Regions from separate parts of the Homo sapiens genome. Here region 2 is linked to region 1. The links are chromatin loops, found by intact Hi-C in ENCODE. Cell type or tissue: endothelial cell of umbilical vein. All regions are shown on one strand.

Region 1 (2,500 bases):
CAGCCTTGGCCTCCCAAAGTGCTGGGATTTCGGGCGTGAGCCACTGCGCCTGGCCGAGTATTCAGCCACTTCTGAGGCCCTCTGACTCTCCTGGCAGCTGTCCCCTGCCCTTCAGCTGCACGGCTCCTCCCTCATTTGGGCCTCATGAGTGGCGCGCTCCAGAACCACCTCAGAAATGGCTGCCCTGCCCCTGCCATGTCTGTCACCTCCTGCCCTCTGGCTCTCTGCTGCTCGGAAACATTCCATGAATTTCCAGCCTTGGCCTAATGGATCAAGACCACATTCTGGCCTGGCAGCCAGGGCTCTTCAGGATTTGCCTCCAAATGACCTTTCTGGGCCATTTCTCACAGCTTTCCAAGGCGGGGCCTCCGTGGCCATCAGGTGGGCCTTCTAAGCCCTGTGGCCGTCCGTACACATCCCAGCCCTGCTCCTTTATTCAGCCGTTGTCCCTCTGGAATGCCTTCCTTGCTTCTCACTATCTGTATCTCACCCATCTGAGGTCTGGCCCGAGTCAAGATAACTGTCATGAAACAACCTAGCACAGTGCTGGGTACAGGGTGGGCACCTTAGCTCCCTCCCACACCCTCCCCCGACCTCCCCAGCTTGAGTGACCTCTTCCCTCTGGGTTCTTACAGAACTGACCCGATGGCCTCCCATGAGGTACTGGGTGGTCTTCAATTGCTTGTCCCACACTCTACTTCATGTGGACGAAGCTGGTCACCCCACCAATCTCGGCACATACAGATTCTCAGTCTCACTTTCTGACTTGATTTGTCAGAGGTCAGTGTCTCCGTTAGACTAGAGGGGCCCTCTGAGGACATCTGCCTCCCACCCCGCCTCTTCCAGTTTAGATGGGAAAAAGGAGGTCCCAAGACCTTGGGCAGGGAACTGTCCCACAGCACAGTCTACATTACCTTTGAAGAAGACAAATCTCCCATCGGCCCTTTCATAGGCTGCGTCGATGCGGGCAGGCAGGCCCTTCCAGAACTGCTCGATCTGCATGGGGTAGCCCTCCTGCACTCGGTTATTGCGCAGACGCCAGAACCAGCGATCCTGGGAGGAAGCGGGAGAGGGGGAGAGAGGTGTGTCAGGCCCTGCCTCCGAACCCAGTGATTGCAGCTGTGGGGCTTAGGTCCCAACAGCCCAGCCCTCCACCGAGACTGTCCATTAGCTGCTTCTGACTTTTAAAGCCCTGGGAGGAAGACAGGATGCTCCTGTAACTGTCTTCAATTCAGCCTCCTGCTGACTCTTGCTGCTGGGTGGACAATGAGACAAACAGCAGACAGGCCTGGTGTGGAAAAGGAGGTGTGAGGGAGCCGGAAAGGATGATGTTGGGGCCTGGAGTGGCCACATGGGGGCAGTGGAGCGTCACTGACATCAGCCAGACTGGTCCTCGGGACAGTGGGAGGCTGGGGTGGTCACTGAGCCTGGGCCGAGCGCCCTCCATGAGGCTGGCTCCATCCAGCAGGGCCAGGATCATGGAAGCCAAGTCATGGGAATTCCCTCGAGACCTGGGCATGAATTCACATTCCTCCATTTATAGCTGCATGACCTAGGCCTCACCTGCAAGTGCAGGTAATAATGGAGAATCAGATGAGAGATTCTAGGCAAAATGCCCAGACCAGTACGGGGCACACAGTCCATGTTGAGTAAATGGCAGCTAAATAGTCCGAGTCCAGTAAAAACGCCTCTTGTAACTGGTGCCTCAGTCTTGGGCTGGTACACAAGCAGTCTAGGCAAGGCCTGTAGCCTCCAGGCCTCAGTTTTCTTTCTTTTTTTTTTTTTTTAGATGGAGTCTCGCTCTGTCACCCAGGCTGGAGTGCAGTGGCGCAATCTCGGCTCACTGCAAGCTCCGCCTCCCAGGTTCATGCTATTCTCCTGCCTCAGCCTCCTGAGTAGCTGGGACTACAGGCGCCCGCCACCACACCCGGCTAATTTTTTATATTTTTAGTAGAGATGGGGTTTCACCATGTTAGCCAGGATGGTCTTGATCTCCTGACCTTATGATCCGCCCTCCTTGGCCTCCCAAAGTGTTGGGATTGCAAGGCGTGAGCCACTGCGCCCAGCCTCCAGGCCTCAGTTTTCTTATGTGTAAATGGGGATGATAAAACCCGGACCTGCCTATGAACGGTTCAGTTGGATCAAAGTAGAATGAGTGCAGAAGAAGAAGCATGATTTGTAAAAGATGGTACAAAAGCTAGTATTTTAAAAGGTGTTTTACAAAGCACTTTCACATCCAGGTTTTTGACCTTATTTTGACTTTCATGTCTCTGTTAAGTTGATCTGAGATATACGGAGTCTTAAGAAAGGCCAGGTGACTTGCCTAGAGCCACTCAGTGAGAAGCCAGACTGGGGCTGACTCACGCTGCCCGATTCCTGCGCAGTGCTCAGTGCGTGCTGGGAGAACTCCACAAGGGGAGCGAGGCAGCCTCTTTCACCATCCTGTGTGATGGAGCCACCCTGCCCAGATCCCCTTCAGAGAAGGGCTTGTTGCCCCAGT
Region 2 (2,500 bases), 440 kb after region 1:
TCTACAAAAAATACAAAAATTAGCATGGTGTAGTGGCATGCACCTGTGGTCCTAGCTACTAGGGAGGCTGAGGCAGAAGGATTACTTGAGCCTGGGAGGTCAAGGCTGCAGTGACCTGTGATCCCACCACTGCACTCCAACCTGGGTGACAGAGCAAGACTCTGTCTCAAAAAAATAAAAAATAAATAATGAAATGCTACCCAGCAATGAAAATGAACATGCTACAACTACATGCAACAATGTAGATGAATCTGTAAGTTTAACTCCTGGTGAGACTAATCTATGGAGTTAGAAGTTAAAATACTGTTTAACCTTGGGGGCTGTGGGTAATGACTGGAAGGGGCTTCTGTGGGGCTGAATGTTCTATTTCTTGATTTGGGTGTTTGTTAGACATGTGTGTTGGCTTTGTGGAAATTCAACAGGCTTTACACTTACGATTTCTGTACTTTTATGTCTTTATATTATACTCTAATAAAAAGCTTTAAAATTTCAGAATATTTTTGAAAACAGTTTTTTTTTTCTCCCCCACCCCCACCTTTTTGTGTATGTATGGTCACTTGATATTCTTCCACTTTTTAAAATTGTGTAATTATTAGTCTATTTCTTCTATTTTTTCAATGATTTTTTTCCTGAAGAGCAAGCCATGGCTTGCCCATAGTAAGCCCCCACCCCACCACCGCTTTTTTTTTTTTTTTTTTGAGATAGAGTCTCACTCTGTCATCCAGGCTGGAGTGCAGTGGTGCAGTCTCAGCTCACTGCAACCTCTGCTTCCCAGGCTCAAGTGATCCTCCCATCTCAGCTTCCCATGGAGCTGGGACTACAGGCATGATGCACCACCACGATTGGCTAATTTCTGTATTTTTTTGTAGAGACGGGGTTTTGCCATGTTGCCCTGGCTGGTCCCTAATTCCTGGGCTGACACAATCCACCTACCTCCACCTCCGAAAGTGCTGGGATTACAGGCATGAGCCACTGCGCCTCGCCATAGCATGTCTTTATGCAAAGCACAAGTGACCCCCTCCTCAAGGCATTTTATTTCCATATATCTGAAAATTGTTACAACGAACAGATTCTGAAATAACAAGGCATTTTACTGCCATCTACTGGTAAATTATCATAATAAATTTGCAAATTATAATGTCATGTGAATGGTGTCCACTTAAAAGTGATATCCTTCAAGACTAGTGAACAATACAGTCAGGATGGCTAGAAGTGACCCCAGGAAACTAAGGGGCAAGATGTCTGCTTTTGCCTTCTTTGTGCAGACGTGCAGAGAAGAGCATAAGAAAAATCCAGAGGTCCCTGTCAATTTTGCAGAATTTTCCAAAAAGTGCTCTGAGAGGTGGAAGACAATGTCTGGGAAAGAGAAGTCTAGGCTGGGCACGGCGGCTTACGCCTGTAATCTCAGCACTTTGGGAGGGTGAGTTGGGTGGATCACCTGAGGTAAGGAGTTTGAGACCAGCCTGGCCAACATGGTGAAACCTCGTCTCTACTAAAAATACAAAAAACTAGCCGGGCGTGTTGGTGGGCGCCTGTAATCCCAGCTACTGGGGAGGCTGAGGCAGGAGAATGGCTTGAACCCAGGAGGCAGAGGTTGCGGTGAGCTGAGATCGTGCCACTGCACTCCAGCCTGGGCAATAAGAGCAAAACTCCATCTCAGAAAAAAAAAAAGAGAGAGAGAGTCTAAATTCGATTAAATGGCAAAGGCGGATAAAGTGCACTGTGATAGAGAAATGAAGGATTATGGACCAGCTAAGGGAGGCAAGAACGATCCTAATGCCCCCAAAAGGCCACTGTCTGGATTCTTCCTGTTCTGTTCAGAATTCTGCCCCAAGATCAAATCCACAAACCCTGGCATCTCTATTGGAGACGTGGCAAAAAAGCTGGGTGAGATGTGGAATAACTTAAATGACAGTGAAAAGCAGCCTTATGTCACTAAGGTGGCAAAGCTGAAGAAGTATGAGAAGGATGTTGCTGACTATAAGTCGAAAGGAAAGTTGGACGGCACAAAAGGTCCTGCTAAAGTTGCCTGGGAAAAGATGGAAGAAGAAGATGAAGAAGATGGGGAGGAAGAGAAGGAGGATGAATAAATAAACTGTTTGCCTATAAAAAAAAAAGGTGATATCCTTCTGCAGGGCAAAATTCATCCAACTAAATGTGGTAAGTTTGTCATTTGGCACTGTTGTGACGAACCCTGCAGACAGTAAAATGTTGACACTTTCTAGATGGTTTTGTTCTTTCTTTTTTCCCCTGTTTTATTATTGTTTTTCTTAAAGACATCATTGAAGTATTCACTGTCAGTCTTATCACTGCAGAGCTTGAGCCTGTTTGGACACACATGAAAGTAGAAGTCCAATAAATACAAATCAAATTATCAAAGAACAATTGATTTGCTTTTTCTTCACTCTAGTCCAAATCTAGAACAATCCTGGATGTTTTAGGACTGTTTTTCTTGCTCAAAACATTTTATGAAATAGCCTGACCACCTCTTCAGAAGCCT

What was found. A loop is a pair of places that touch in the nucleus more often than their neighbours do. Peaks named below come from ENCODE experiments on the same cell type or tissue, not always from the same donor. Only the 100,000 strongest peaks of a DNase experiment are listed, where the experiment ranks them.
Region 2: a loop joins it to region 1, with 21 times the contacts of the local background. A loop is called at or near these places in 35 of 110 quality-filtered maps.

What each region holds. Positions count from the first base shown.
Region 1 is chr20:35,268,313-35,270,812 of GRCh38, reverse strand. The region is part of intron 2 of MMP24-AS1-EDEM2 (MMP24-AS1-EDEM2 readthrough); the gene reads left to right. MMP24 (matrix metallopeptidase 24) reads right to left here. Exons shown (of 9, transcript NM_006690.4): 7 at 915-1,053. Among named protein-coding and RNA genes, the nearest start is that of MMP24-AS1-EDEM2, 8.6 kb to the left of the region's middle. In endothelial cell of umbilical vein, a CTCF peak has its summit at 1,344 (motif pointing right); a DNase peak (open chromatin) is centred at 1,362.
Region 2 is chr20:34,833,165-34,835,664 of GRCh38, reverse strand. It overlaps the pseudogene HMGB3P1. Among named protein-coding and RNA genes, the nearest start is that of NCOA6, 8.8 kb to the right of the region's middle. In endothelial cell of umbilical vein, no CTCF peak of the experiment used is centred here; a DNase peak (open chromatin) is centred at 1,104; H3K27me3 peaks cover 720 bases.